Linked DNA regions of Homo sapiens: region 1 is linked to region 2. Evidence: chromatin loops called from intact Hi-C (ENCODE). Cell type or tissue: OCI-LY7. All regions are shown on one strand.

Evidence for each region. Hi-C counts contacts between places; a loop is a spot of excess contacts. Peaks named below come from ENCODE experiments on the same cell type or tissue, not always from the same donor. Only the 100,000 strongest peaks of a DNase experiment are listed, where the experiment ranks them.
Region 1: it touches region 2 in a loop (3-fold over the local background); 3 of 110 quality-filtered maps call a loop at or near these places.

Annotation. Positions count from the first base shown.
Region 1 is chr16:12,318,295-12,326,294 of GRCh38, reverse strand. The region is part of intron 15 of SNX29 (sorting nexin 29); the gene reads right to left. Among named protein-coding and RNA genes, the nearest start is that of SNX29-AS2, 50 kb to the left of the region's middle. In OCI-LY7, no CTCF peak of the experiment used is centred here; DNase peaks (open chromatin) are centred at 3,082, 4,664, 5,854, 6,616 and 3 weaker places; H3K4me3 peaks cover 4,592 bases; H3K27ac peaks cover 7,594 bases.
Region 2 is chr16:12,253,485-12,261,484 of GRCh38, reverse strand. The region is part of intron 14 of SNX29 (sorting nexin 29); the gene reads right to left. Among named protein-coding and RNA genes, the nearest start is that of SNX29-AS2, 120 kb to the left of the region's middle. RefSeq lists an enhancer at 1-132. In OCI-LY7, CTCF peaks have their summits at 508 (motif pointing right), 707 (motif pointing right), 3,031 and 3,231 (motif pointing right); DNase peaks (open chromatin) are centred at 724, 3,274, 5,354, 7,574 and 1 weaker place; H3K4me3 peaks cover 3,266 bases; H3K27ac peaks cover 7,113 bases.

The DNA of each region.
Region 1 (8,000 bases), 65 kb before region 2:
CACCTGTAATACCAGCACTTTGTGGGGCCAAGGCGGGCAGATCACCTGAGAGGTCAGGAGTTCAAGACCAGCCTGGCCAACATGGCGAAACCCCATCTCTACTAAAAAATATACAAAAATTAGCCAGACGTGGTGGCACGTGCATGTAGTCCCAGGCACGAGAATCGCTTGAACCCGGGAGGCAGAGGTTGCAGTGAGCCAAGATCGCACCACTGCACTCCAGCCTGGGCACCAGAGTGAGGCTCCATCTCAAAAAACAAGAAAAAAAGACAGGGTCTCCCTCTGGTGCCCAGGCTGGAATGCAGTGTGTGATTACAGCTCACTGCAACCTCGACCTCCTGGGCTCAAGCAATCTTCCTGCCTCAGTCTCCCTGAACAGTCGAAACTACGGGTACATGCCCCCACACCCAACTAATAGCTTTAAAAAATTTTTAGAGACAGGATCTTGTTGTGTTGTCCAGGCTGGTCTTGAACTCCTGGCCTTAAGCAATTCTCCTGCCTTGGACCCTCAAAACATTGGGATCACAGGCATAACCCCCTGTGCCTGGCCAAAAATTATATTTAAATATAATCCCGCTGATAAAATAAGGAGCAAATCTACTTCTCTGTATATTCTTTTGTTCTCAGAAATTGCCAAGATGTCAACCTCACACAAGATAATAAATAAGAAGAACCAGCAAAGTGCTTCCAAATATTTAATTAATGCATTTTATCTGCTTCACTACCTGAGAACAATGGGCCACAGGTTGGAAGAGCAAGTCTAAACTTCAGCAATGAGTTCTTGCTTTTATAAAATGCTTGTCACAACCTTAATATTACTTAAATGTAGTTTTTTCCCATTATTGTTAATTAGGTTTTCCCTAACAGTCGGAATCACAATTAACCTTCAAATAAGAGCTGCCAGAATGCATTTAAATAATTTTCGCAAAGGAAACCTCTTCTACCTGGCATTGGCTTTTCAATCCTTCCTCTTAGGCGGTTTCCTTGTCAAATTAAAATCTGTTATGATACCATGCAAATAAATGTCTGTGACATTCCAACATTTCTGCTCTTTCTTAAAAATGCCTTTCAGAGGGTCACACTGGAAGGGCTATAGTCAAAATGCAGACATTTCAGATTTCTATTCTTTCTTGCCATTAGGGAGGGGCCTGCAGAAGTAGAGATGGGATACATTGCTAGCGAAGGGCAAAATTTTGCAAAGGAAAGTCAGTTAAAAACTGGGGGCAGTTACATTGTTTTCTGTCTTTCACAAGGCTGTCGTTCTACAAGATTGCTGTAATATACCCATCACTGTGGAGAATTATATAAAGGGCCAGTGGGAGAAAAAACCCTCCTGAGTAAAGCCACCCAAGAGCTTGCGTCCCGGTTGAAACGCTGTTTTTATTGTCATTGTTCTAATTTCCCTGGGTATCTTTCATTACCTAGTGGAGTTTGGGGGCTTCAGAAGTGGGTGTTTGGGTAGCCTGGGAGGTTTCGGTTTTCAGCAACCTCCCAGATAGATGGATTGCTGGGTCAGGAGGCCCGTTTGTCAGCTCTGAGCTGTGTTCATGGCACTGTTTATCATCAAAGGGACTAGGAGATGGGCTGGGGGCCGAGAATAGAGCTTTAAAGTCAACAATGCAGGTAGCAGGAGAGGGGAAGGGGATCAATTCACAAATGGGCTTAGACCAGAGGTTGCAAACAGGTTTTGCTCACCCAGTACAATTTTAAAAAAGAAAACATTGACAGGCACAGTGGCTCAGGCCTAGAATCTCAACACTTTGGGAGGCTGAGGCAGAGGATCGCCTGAGCCCAGGAATTTGAGAACAGCCTGGGCAACATGGCCTGACTCCATCTCCACAAACAAACAAACAAACAAAAAACAGATGCCAGCACTGAAATGCCAAGAGCATTTCCACAGGGCGAGAATCAGCTGGAGAGGAGAAAGGTCATCCTGTTTGGACACTCCTGTCTTCCTCCCAGTCCTCCTGGGACTTCATGCCTCATTATACCACTGGCCTGGAACTTGCTGGCATCCAAGTTGCCTCTGCAGCACCGAGAGACCAGTGGTGATGGGCTGCTCAGTTTTCTGAGGCTCCAAGGATGCTGTCCTCAATGTAAACTCATGGGACCCCCCCAAAAGCCCATGGAATGACCCCCAAAAATGCCTAGAACAGGTCCCAGTCTCATGTGAAAGTTTATAATCACATGAGGAAACAAACCCCAGCACACTGCGATGGTCCAATCTGGGTCTCTGCAGACTGGCTGGATCTCAGGCCCCATGGATAAATTGAGGGAGTACGTCATATTCTTCTCTAGGATCAGTTTGATCACAGAACACTTACAATCAATCTCTATATTTTCAAATTGAAAATATTCCTTAAAAAGTCTGGAACAGTTTAAACAACAACTTAAACCAGTAATAATAAAAGTTAGTACTTAACAACTGCATGTCATACATGAAGACATTTGAAAATACTGCTCCATCTAGTCCCAACATCTCTGGGAGGGAGGTCCACATCACAGATGAAGAAGACGAGGCACAGGGAAGGGATAAAAATGGCACTCAAACTCCAGGCCACCTGGCTTCAGTGCCCACACCCTTAATCACCCCACCAGTGTCTCCCCAAGCATGGAACTCGGAAACCAAGATGGTTTTCTGTGGTGCCTGGATACGACAGTGAACAATGCTGGATGCCAGACAAAGCTTTTCCCTTTCTCATGCCTTCTCAGTCTTTCAAGTCGAGGCTCATCTGCCTTTGCCTGCTAACCTTTGTTCACCATTTTTTTTTTTTTTTAAAACCTCTAGGCAGACTACAGTGGCTGACTAGACACTAACCTACTGTTTTGTATTCATCATGGTACTTTTGAAGTTATTTTTCTATTGATGGCAAATGATGCTCGTTTTCTTTACAAATGAGTTTACTTTAGGTAAAAAGTGAGAGAAAATTTAAAGAAAATATTAAATCAGTAGTGGTGGGCAGACAGCACAACTCACGACTGGAGAAAAGGAATGACTCAAAGTAACGACATTAAAATGCCACAGCACAGAAATGACTCTAGTGACTCCAGTGACCACATCCTGACAGTGGTCCCCGGTGACTCCAGTGACCACATCCTGACAGTGGTCCCCGGTGACTCCAGTGACTCCAGTGACCACATCCTGACAGTGGTCCCCAGTGACTCCAGTGACCACATCCTGACAGTGGTCCCCGGTGACTCCAGTGACCGCATCCTGACAGTGGTCCCCGGTGACTCCAGTGACCGCATCCTGACAGTGGTCCCCAGTGACTCCAGTGACCGCATCCTGACAGTGGTCCCCGGTGACTCCAGTGACCGCATCCTGACAGTGGTCCCCGGTGACTCCAGTGACCGCATCCTGACAGTGGTCCCCGGTGACTCCAGTGACCGCATCCTGACAGTGGTCCCCAGTGACTCCAGTGACCGCATCCTGACAGTGGTCCCCTAGTGACCGCATCCTGACAGTGGTCATCAGTGATTCCAGTGACCATATCCTGACAGTGGCCCCCTACTGACTGCATCCTGACGGTGGTCCCCCAGTAACTCCAGTGACTGCATCCTGACGGTGGTCTCCAGTGACCAAGTCCTGACGGTGGTCCCCAGCGACCGCGTCCTAATGGTAGTCCCCAGTGACTGCATCCTAATAGAGGTCTCCAGCACAGGATGCTTGAGATGATCCCCAAGTTACCCAAAGGAGTATTAGAACTCCACCTTAGTTTCTATTCATCATCTTTAATAAGTTCCTGATTTTTGTTTTGTATATTATAAAGAATCTATGTACACTACAAACAAACAAATGTATATTGCAGTAACCCACAATTCTTTTTAACAATTGGATATGTGATCAGAGAAGTTTCTCAAATCCAGGACTAGACTCTGTACTTTACATGGGACAGAATCCCAAGAGAACTGTCATGAACACTAGGTGCTGGAGTCCAGGGTCCCCTCCCTGCCCTCTCTTGCGATAGCCCCTGATTTCCACCAGAGACCCTATGCAGTTCTGGGCAAGCTGACTCCTCGCCCAGCTCCAGCGTGGAACACAGGATGTAGGTTAGGCCACTCAGGGAGTTCTCCCCACTCCCATCACTAGCGTGACTGGCCTTATGGGTTCTACCCTAGGTCCCCTGCTTAGGACGCAGGGACAAGCATTTGTTCTCAACCTGCAGGTAGGGAGAAGCCTGGCACTGTTGGAGCCATTTTTCCTCCAGTGAAGGGAACCAGGTAGGACTGTGTCACGCAGACACAGGACCGGGACCCCGACGACAGCCTGAACCTCCTCTGGAATCCCCCCTTACCTGGACTTCACCATCACGTGAACCACGACAGGTGCTTTGATGTTTGAGTCAGCCAGAATCGGGGCCCTAACTAACACAAATCCCAAAGCTCATCCACGCTGGGCCACCTCCCTGGCACAGCTGTGATATCCCCGGCTCTCTGTCTTCCCCACCCCACCAAGGAAGTCCCATCAGGACCTGTGCTCTTTGAGTGGGTGGTAGCATGTGTTTGTCCTCTGAGAACTAGATCTATGACTCTTACACCTGCCATCTGTTTGGGCCCAAGTTTCTTCTCCCCGGGGCCCTCATAAGACCTGGGTATCCACAGGCTGGTTGGAGGCCCACTTACACACTCACTCCAGCGTGCGCTTTCAGCCCAGCTCTCAGCGCCCTCTTTGAGCTCATCTGCTCACTGGAGCTCATCCCCTAATCTCTCAACCACCTGCACAGCTCCAAAAACAAAGCACTCCTCCCCCCGCTCTCTCAAAGGCTCTGCAACAATGTTCCACGGAAGAAAGAAATAGCTATGACAGATGACGTCATATGCCCTTGACACAGGTCACCTGTCCTCACTCCCAGGCCTGGCCTGGGAATCACTGTGATTCCAGAGGTGGAAGTGTGGGGGCTAAATTCTGAAAGGCTGAGATGTTTTTCTCTAGCTAGGTCGGACTGGGTTTGGGAAGTCATTCCTCCAGGACACAGTGAACCTACTCCAATGGAGTGTCCCTGTTCTGAGGGGGAGGGTGGCCGCTGGAGAAGACAAGGTGGCTTTGGTCCCTGCGTGGGGAACTAAGGGGGACTATGAGGTCTGAGCAGGAGTGGTAACTGTGGTGGGGTGAGACTGGGATGTGGTAGGAACAGAGCAGTGTGGCAGCTGACAGAAGGGACACTCTGGAAGTCATGGGGAAGCTGAGACCTGGAGGAGGCAGCGGAGGGAACCGGGATGGTGGTAAGGACCTCCTGGAGGAGGCTAGATGAGGAGGGTGAGGATTTTCTTCAACAGGTTGTGCTCAGGCCTTATCGCCTCAGTCCTGATTTGCTCTATGGACAGATAACGAAAAACAAACGTGTTGCTTTTTTCTGTTCTTGTTTATCAACATTTAAACACTGCCGCCATCCTTTTAAGCACCCAAATGTGGGACCTAAGGCAACCTCAGGTCCCAGATTTGCTTAAACTCCCAATTGCCTTTTCATCTAAAGAATTGGAACACGATTCTGATTAGATCACAACTCTTGAGTTTGGAAGGAAGAGTCAGTGTCATTTTGTCACAATGCATGGTGATGTTGTTCTCTTATCGGCCTCATTTATCTAAACTGAGTTCCCTGAAATTGGTCTATGCTGGAGTGATCTTAGTTTCCCCAGCACATGACACACTGCCTGGAACACAGTGGGCAATTCAGAACATTCTAGAAGGGATGAGTGAGGGATCACTCACATCCATACACAAACACACACATGGTTAATCTTAAGTATTCTCCAGTGAGGTCACCAAAAAAGCACCAGTAACGTGTCACGGTTCCCAGCCTCTGACCTCTGCTTCCCACAGCTTGGGGCTGATGATGGTGGCTGAGCGCTTCCTGTCTTCACATTCATTCAGGACAAAAATAAATACCTGCTACGCACCAGCCCCCATGCTGGGCACAGGCATTGCGGCAGGAAGACAGGCATGGTTCTGGCTCTCGGTGACTCTCCTGCAGTTCCTTCCAAGCCCCTTCCAATGGCAGGGCTGGTGCACAGGCTGTGCCCTCTCTGCCTGCTATGCTCCTGCCCAAGTCTCCAGCTGCCTGGCCCCTTCTCATCCTGGAAGGACACCTGCACAGAGGGAGACCTCCCCCTGGGAAGTCAGGGTCGGCCCTTTACTCTGTCTCTCAAGCGTACTATGTCTTAGCACAGTAGTGATTACTTTGTTCATCTCTCTCCTTAGGACCCATCTGTGTCTGCCCCACTGGAAGGTGACTGCAGAGAGGTGGCAGCTCCCCAGGAGCAGGGAGACCAGTGACGAGATGCAGCCACGTCCAGCCAGGAGCTGTCAGGCAAGGCTTCCTGGAACCCGCATTTCCACAACCTACTCGGGTTTCTTCCCATGTGGGAGGCTGAAGAAACCTGCCACCAAGGAACTAATTATGGCTGAGCCCGAGCAGTTCTTGCCTTCCAGGAAATTTCCAAGAGAAAGGGTGTGCATCCCTCCCCCTTCCTGCTTTGAAGTCTCCATAGTTAACAAAGCTGCAGTGATACTGACCACCTGGGGCTGTGGTGTGGATCTGGGCTGAGCTGCTCTGGGCACACAGAGCCCAGAGCACACTACAGAGAGCTATGGCCGAGACAATCTTCTCTCCTCCTGGCGGGTCAGTTTCCTGGTCTGTGAAACCAGCCCTCCTCATCACTACCTCACTCCTTGCCAGGATGATTTAACACAACATCACAGATCAACAGTCTGGCTCACCGCCAACAGGTACTCAACAAATGGCAGCTGGAAACACTGTATTTTTATATGAGTGTCTCTGAAGAGGTGGGATAGGAGTCCTAATTTTTTCTTAAGACAGGGTCTCGCTCTGTCACCCAGGCTGGGGTGATCATAGCTCATTATAGCCTCAGTATCCTGGACTCATGCAATCCTCTCACCTCAGCCTCCCCAGTAGCTGGAACTACAGGTATGCACCATCATGCCCAACTAACTTTTTACTTTTGTAGAGACGGTCTATGTTGCTTGGGCTGGTCTCGAACTCCTGGCCGCAAATGATCCTCCCACAGTGCTGGGATTGTGGCAGGCCAGTTCTCACTAACACAGGCCTCTATAACAATTGTGTCAGCACTGACTGAGTGGTTAAGTTAAATATTAAAAGCTGAGAGAGCTACTGCCCTTATACAAGGGCTGGAATGTAACAAAAGCCCACCCCTAGTTGTGCCCAGGCCTTTCCTGGGCCTTGAAGCATGACAAGATAACGAAGGATTAAACAAGTTTTACTGGGGATGTGAAGAAACTCCCCAGGCCTCCACAAACAAGTTTACTGGGGGTCTGAAGGGACTCCCCAAACCTCCATGATTTAGCAGGAGACAAGATAAGGGTAATCACGCCCACACCTGGACCCATTTAGATTAAGTAAATTTACTGAAGCTCTAGAGGAAGGTCTTCAGGACTCAGACCTTAGTCATAGACTAGAAGAAGCTGATCACTTAGGTCTCTAGAGGAATGCACACTTACACGTGGACACGTAGCTTAGAAGGTATGTAAGCTCCGGGAAACTTTGTAATTTTGAGTTGGTCTGCAGATAATTTCTAAGCCTTCTCCCTGTACCTCGTTACAGAAAAAAAAAAAATTCTTCTCTTCCCAGTTCATCTGCATCTTGTTATTGGGCCATAAGAACAAGCAGCGCAACCCTCGGTTTGGTCCAGGAACAGGATTACAGGCATAAGCCACCGCGTCCAGCCAGGAGCCCTAAATTTTTAAACAGCCCTGACTACTGTCCTGGTTCTACCTGTGAGTTGCTCACTCTTCCCCACCAACAGAGGATGGGAATGAAGCTGCCGGGTTCTGCCCTCCCAAGTCATGCCTCCCTCCATGCTGAGTTTGTATCCAAGTCACGTTCCCGACTCTGACCGGAGGCAGAAAGCCAACACTCTCTACCTGCTGGTTCCCATCCGGCAAACGATGCATCAGCAAGAAGGCAAAATACCCAGAGAAAATTTTGAGTCACGATGCCAAAGGGGCCTCTGGGCAGAAAAAC
Region 2 (8,000 bases):
CGCACACAGACCCGAGCTCAGCCAACACTCACTCCAGCGGGGGACACGTGCACAGACCGGAGCTCAGAGCAAACACTTACTCCAGCCGGGGACACGTGCACAGACCCGAGCTCAGCAAACACTCACTCCAGCCAGGGACGCACGCACAGACCGGAGCTCAGAGCAAACACTTACTCCAGCCGGGGACGCGCGCACAGACCCGAGCTCAGCAAACACTCACTTCACCCGGGGGTGCGCACACAGACCCGAGCTCAGCAAACACTCACTCCAGCCAGGGACGCACGCACAGACCGGAGCTCAGCAAACACTCACTCCAGCCGGGGACACGTGCACAGACTGGAGCTCAGGAACCACTCACTCCAGCCGGGGACTCATGCACAGATCCCACCTCAGCAAACACTCACTCCAGCCAGGGACTCATGCGCAGACCCCAGCTCAGCACACACTCACTCCAGCCGGGGACACGTGCACAGACCCGAGCTCAACAAACACTCACTCCAGCCGGGGGCGCGCACACAGACCCGAGCTCAGCAAATACTCACTCCAGCCGGGGGCGCGTGCACTGACCTGAGCTCAACAAACACTCACTCCAGCTGGGGACGCATGCACAGACCCAAGCTCAGAGCAAACATTCACTCCAGCCGGGCACACGCACACAGATCTGAGCTCAGCAAACACTCCCTCCAGCCGGGGGCGCATGCACAGACTGGAGCTCAGCGAACACTCACTCCAGCTGGGGGCGTGTGAACTGACCTGAGCTCAACACTCACTCACTCCAGCCGGGGACGCGTGCACAGACCCAAGCTCATAGCAAACATCCACTCCAGCCGGGGACCTGGCTAAGAAAGCCCTGGAGAGCAAGCAGACGGAGAAGGTGGAACGCACTCCAAGAGACCAGGAGGACATGGATGCCCCCACCCCACATGAGAGAAAAGAGAAGCTCAGAAGGCAAAGACAAATCATCTGCAAGGGGCTGGGCTTTGTGGAGAGACTTCTAGACAACAACAGATAACATGGGCCAGCGCCTCAAGCCGCATGGGAAGGAAGCCCAAAGCCAAGAATACAAAGTCCTCAAGGAGCACCAGGCGCACAACAGATGAAGGATGAGAAGGAAGACGGTAACAGGGAGGTTAAAAGAACAACAAAAATCTCACACAATTCATGTTGGAAATCCAGAATGTATCCCTGCTCCAGGAACCTACAAGGAAAACAATGTCAAGGCTGGAACAAGGACGCCTGTAGCACCAGCAGAAGAGGACTCATCATCCCTGAAACCCAAGGTCAAGGCAAAGTCTCATGTTTCAAGGGGATAAAAAAGATAGGTTTAAAAAAGAAATCACGTTGAAAGCTCACTTCCCTTATGAATTCTGAAGAATGCCATAGGGTCAGGTCACAATGGAGAGAAAAAAGGGGTCACAGAGAAGTGCCTGTGAAGCCTCAATGTGGCAGCTGTCTCCTGCAGGAACAGAAGAGAAGACTGGAGGAACGTGGCCGCGCATCAGCAGGAGCAAAGACCTGAGCGGCTGCATTCATGGGGCAGAGGCAGAGGCAGCGGGGGATTAGGGGGTGGCAGGGCACTTTGGATGTGGCGGTGATCTGAGCAGAGAGGTCCATTATATCAGCAGGGCTCAAAGGGGGACCCTGAACCACGCTCATCAAAGTCACATGGGGAGGGCTGGGAGGGAAGGGGAAACTTGTTACAATGCAGATTCGTGGGTCTCGGTTCCCAGAAACGAATTCCGTGGATCGGAGACGAGGGCCAGGAATCTGCATTTTAATAACTATCCAGGGTGATTTTGATGTACCTTACAGTTTGAAGACTAGCATTAGGTGATGAGAAAATGTCCCAAAGGTAAGAAAAACTAGAAAATAGGAAGACAATCATATTCAAGGGCTCTCATCCATAAAGCCACACGTGACCCTGGGCTGGCTTCAATCCGCTCCTCAGTCCTCTGCGCCACAGCTCTCATAAAAGCTGCGGGGAGCCAGGTGGGGGCTGCGGGCTGGAGGAGGCAGAGAAACATCCCAGCATCCCCCTCACCCAGCAGAACTAGGGCTTGCTCAGGCTGGAGGCAGGGGCAGAGAGGAGGAGGACACCTTCTTAGCCAGTGGCTACACCAAGCCAGCACAGCCAATGCTGCCTCCTCTCAAAGACGGGGTAGAACGAGCAGCCAGGTGGCCCAGCTGTAATCACGCTGTATTTTAAACGATTCCCATGTACACCTGGAAGCGGAGTGCATTTTTTTTCCCCACGTTGAGAAGGAGACCTTGACAAATCGGAACGATATAATAAATGACAAACCAGAGGCTATTTCAAAAGCCCACGGAGATGATGTACAGCCTAGACAACTTCCCGGAAAATCTTAATTATGTCTAGGAAGCCAAAGCAAGGAAGCTCTGGGGAAGCAGAGGGCAGGAGAGAGAGGAGGGGGAATCTGGGGAGGGAGGCGTGGCACTCCTGCCAGAGGGCTGAATCCAGCTCTCTGTCTGCTGATGGAACAACTCTTGTCTACGGAGGATCTCTTTGTACCAGGCTATCATAGTGAGAGAGAATGACACAAGACACAAGTCCTCCTCCGACAGAGACTCAGGGAAATTTCCCAAGGGAGGCTGGAAGTCCTCCTTGGTGTCTCATTATATATTAGATAAAAAATAACAACGCTCTCCACACTGGGCACCTTTAACAGAGGAGACGTCTGATTCAGGAACTACCTCACAAACCCTTACAAGTTCCACGTTTCCTCTGAGCTACTAAGATGGAAAGGCAGCGAAGTACCATTCACTCTCCAAGAAGGCTCTGGAATTCTGATGCCACCACTGCATTTGCTGCCCCAGTATATACATTGTGAGCGACTGCCATGGGTCAGGGCCCTGGGACCTGTGGGGAGTGGAACATGAGAGACAGTTCTGCTGAGCACTTACATCTGGCTTGCAGCAAATGAGCAGATAAGTAAGGAGAATTTCCGGGAGTAACAATTTCTATGCAAAACATACACTGGAGAGGGTGCCTCAGGAGAGCTCCTGCAGACATGGAGGCTGGGCCTCTGTGGGGAGACCTCAACCACACAGAGAACTGACTGACTCGAAGCTCCATCATGGGGCTATCACGGGGGGAATGTTCTGGCAAAGGGAATGGCAAGTGCGATGACATGGGAACGCGGGACTTCTTCCGGGAACAGAAAGGCCACTGTGACTGAAAGAAGGTACACACAGAGACGAGGTGACAGGTCAGAGCAGGACGGCAGGTGGCGGCAGATGACACGGGGCTGGAGGCTGCAGGGGAAACTTCATATCTTATTCTCAGGATGAGGCAAAGCTGTTGGAGGCCTTTCATCAGGGGAGCTGGGAGCTGTGACCTGTTTGCTGATTGCTAAACCACTCTGGCTGCTGTGTGAAGAGCAGACTGCACAGGAGCCAGGATGGAAAGCAGGTGACCAGCTCAGAGCTACAATAGCATCCCAGGCAAAGAGACTCTGGGGGCCTGACCCAGGCGATAGCAGTGAGGACAGTCACAAATGGCCATTCATCTCCAGGGTATATTTTGGAACTGGCAGGACTGGCTATAGATTGTAAATCAGAGACAAAGTCTGCGGAAAAACACAGGATGACTCCCAGATTTCTGGTTTGAGCAACCAAGAGGTGGCATTTATGAGTGGGTGCTGGGTGCGGTGGCTCACATCTGTAATCCTAGCACTTTGGGAGGCTGAGGTGGGAGGACTACTTGAGATCAGGAGTTCGAGACCAGCCTAGGCAATGCAGAGAAACCCTGATGCTACAAAAAAAAAAAAAAAAAATTTTAAATAAGCCGGGCATGGTGGTGCGTGCCTGTAGTTCCAACTTCCCAACTACTCAGGAGGCTGAGGCAGGAGGATCGCTTGATCCCAAGAGTTAAAGGCTTCAGTGAGCTATAGATGTGCCATTGCACTCCAGGCTGGATGGCAGAGCAAGACCCTGTCTCTCTTAAAGAGAGAGAGAGAGAGAGATGCTAGTGGTAGGCAGAATGGCCCCCAAAGATGCCCATGCCCCAAAGATGCTGTGAATATGTTGCTGCACATAGCAAGAGACTTTGCAGATATAATTAGAGTTACAGACCTTGAGATAGGAGAGTATACTGGATTACCTGTGTGAGCCCAATCTAATGACGTGAGCCCTTAAAAGCAGAGAATGCCCTCCAGTCGAAAGCAGAAGAGAGGGATGGCAGAAGACAACCACAGAGGAGAAGCAGGAGAACAGGAAGTCGGATTCCAAGAATGAAAAGGACTCAACATGCCATTGCTTGTTCTGGGTTCTGGGGGCCTCCAGAGCTCAGGGCAGCCCCCAGCTGAGAGCCAACCAGAAGCGGGAACCTTAGTCATTCAGCTACTCGGAACTGGATTCTGTCAACAACGGAATGAGCAAGGAAAGGAATTCTCCCCTAGAGTCTATGGAAACAAATACAACCCTGCCACCACCTCATTCAGCCCATTGAAATCCACGGCTTCTGACCTCCAAATCTGTAAGATAATTTGTTATCAGCCATTTGTTGCCACACCAAAAGAAAACTAATACAGTGGGGAAGACGGTGGAGAAATTGAAGTTTTGGTGGGAAAAGCAGATGTTCTGCTTTAGCTATCATAAGTCCAAGTGGAGGAGGCCAGTAGACCAATGGTTGTGAGCATGTGGAACTAAGCAGAGCCATCAGTGGCCATTCCTGCCTCTTTCACCGTGATTCCCAGTAAAATGGAAATCCCACGTACCCAGGAACTCTGTCTTGTTCCCCATTTTAAGTCAGATAGTAGCCTGGTACCTGGCACATAGCAGGCACTTCATAAACAACTGCTGAATGCTGATTGTCTCTCTTCAAAAAAAATTCTCAGGAGGCCGGGCGCAGTGGCTCACACCTGTAATCCCAACACTTTGGGGGCCGAAGCAGGCGGATCACTTGAGGTCAGGAGTTCAAGACCAGCCTGGCCTACATGGTGAAACCTCGTCTCTGCTACAAATACAAAAACTAGCCGGGCATGATGGTACACGCCTGTAATTCCAGCTATTCAGGAAGCTGAGGCAGGAGAATCGCCTGAACCAGGGAGGCAGAGGTTGCAGTGAGCCAAGATCTGCATGACAGAATGAGACTCCACCTCCAAAAAACAAAAATTCTCAGGAAACCATCAACAGAGTGAAGAGACAACTTACCAAATGGAAGAAACTGTTTGCAAAATAGGTCTGATAAGGGGTTAATATCCAAAATATACAAGGAACTCAAACAACTCAATAGCAGGAAAATATAACCTGATTAAAAAATGGACACAGGATGCAAATAGACATTTCTCAAGGAAGACATCCAAACGGCCAACAGGTGTATGACCAGCTGCTCAACATTACCAATCATCGGAGAAATGCAAATCAAAACCACAATGAGATAGCACCTCACACCTGTTAAGATGGCTGTTATAAAATAGAAGAAAGATAAATGTTGGTGAGGACTGGGAAAAGGGAACCCTTGTACACTGTGGGTAGGAACGTAAATTAGTACAGCCGTTATGGAAAACAGCATGGAGGGTCCTCAAAAAACTAAAAATAGAGCTGCCATATGATCCAGCAATCCCACTACTGCATATTTATCCAAAGGAAATGAAACCAGTATGTCGAAGAGTTATTTATCTGCACTCTCATGTTTATTGCAGCACTATTCACAATAGCCAAGATACAGAATCAACCTGTGTCCATCAACAGATGAATAAACAAAACGTGACGTATATACACAATGGAAAGCTACTCAGCCTTAAAAAAGAAGAAAATCCTGTCATTTGTGATGACACGGATAAACGTGGAGGATATTATGCTAAGTGAACTCAACCAGGCACACAAAGACAAAATACCACATGATCTCACTCATATGGAATCTTATGAGCATAGAAGCAGAGAGCAGAATGGTGATTACCAGAGGTTGGGGTCGGGGCAGGGGAGAGATGGGGGGATGCTGGTCAAAAAGTACAAAGCTTCAGTTGGACAGGATGAATGAGTTCTGGCGGGTTAGGGGACAGCATGGTGGCTGTAGTTAAGAATACTGGACTGTTAGCAGAACAAAGTGGCTCACACTAGCCTGGTTAATATGGCGAAACCCTGTCTCTACTAAAAAAAAATTAGCCAGGCATGGTGGTGGGTGCCTGTAATCCCAGCTACTCGGGAGGCTGAGGCAGGAGAATCACTTGAACCCGGGAAGCAGAGGTGGCAGTGAGCCGAGATCACGCCATTGCGCTCCAGCCTGGGCGTCGCACCAAGACTCAGTCTCAAAAAAATAAAAAAATACAGGATTGTTTCCTTGAAAATTGTGAAGAGATTATATCCTAAATGGTCTCAACACCAAAAAAAAGTATGTGAAGTGATGAATATGTTTATTAACTTGATTTAATCATTTCACAACGTACAGATCAAAACAGCACATTGTACACCATAAAGATACACAGTTGTTGTCAATGATACTTCAATACAGCTGATGGGAAGAAACAATTCCTGCTGCACGTCCCTGCCATTACTGCTGCATTTCCTTACTCCTGTCTGCAGCCAACCTCCTGGAAAGAGCTGTCTCCACTCGCCCTCTCCAGCCCCTCTCCTACTCTCTCATCAATGCTCTGCAACTCAGGCTCTCACCCCTGCAGTCCACTGGCTAGGTCTTGACAATGCCACCAATGGCTGCCACCAGATGACTCAGGGGACCAACTGCGCTTGCCTCATTTGCCCCATCGGCAGCCACAACACAGCTGGGCTCTCCCCTCCTGCAAGCACACTCTCACGTGGCTTCTAGGACTCTAGGAGAGTCTTGTCTCCTCCCTGGTCAGTCCTTCACCTTTTTTTTTTTTGGAGATGGAGTCTCTGGTGCTCTGTCACCCAGGCTGGAATACAGTGGCGCAATCTCAGCTCACTGCAACCTCTGCCTCCCGGGTTCAAGCGATTCTCCTGCCTTAGCCTCCCGAGTAGCTGGGATTACAGGTGCGCACCACCACGCCTGACTCATTTTTCGTATTTTCAGTAGAGACGGGGATGGCCAGGCTGGTCTCAAACTCCTGACCCCAAGTGATCTGCCCGCCTTGGCCTCCCAAAGTGCTGCATTACAGGCGTGAGCCACTGCGCCTGGCCTCCTTCTCCATCTCTTTTGCTGGTATCTCCTTTTTTCCACATCTTAATGTGGGAGGGCCACAGAGCTCAGTCCTGGCCCACCTACACTCACTCTCTCAGAAACGTTATCCAGTTTTGGGGCTTTCAATACCCTCAATGTGTTCCATTCGGTATTGTGGGCCCCGGCATACTAACTGAACTCTTGATACCCACGTTCCTTCTGTCTCTCCGTAGATGTTCAGATAGCTCACACTCAACATGCCTGTACCCAAGCTCCTGCTCGGCCCCCACAAAGCCATCCCCATCCTGGTTAGCAGCCTCCCTCCACATCCTTCTGGCTGCTCAGGACAATGCCCTGGAGGCATCTGGTACTGCTCTCACTCACACCTCACAGCCCGTGTTCCTGGAAATCCTTCCAGCTCCAGCATCCACATAAGGCCAGGGGCAGGCCACTTCTTACCATTCTCACTTCCCCAACTGGTCCCAGCCACCACCGCCTTGTGCCTGAGCTCCTATAACCACCTGCCAGCTCTTCTCTGCCTCCACCCCTGCTCCCACACTCCAGTCTCCACACAGCAAACTTCCAAAACCCTAACTCAGAGGCCACCCCTCCTTTGCTCACAGTCCTCCAGTGGCCCCCTTCTCATTCCCACCTGCGGCCAGCCTCCCTGCCTACCAACCTCACCAGGCCCCAGGGGATGTGACTGTCTGAAGCCTCTGTGGCTTCTCCGCCTCCTCTCTGCCTTGCTGCCTCCTTGGTGTTCCTTGGACGCAACAGGCACACCGCCACCATCCCCCTGCCTGTGTTCACATGGCCAGTGCCCCCTTGGCAACTCTGTGCTCAGGCAACGCCTTCTCAACAAAGTTCATCCCGACTCACTTAAAGTCATGATCTCCCCACACTC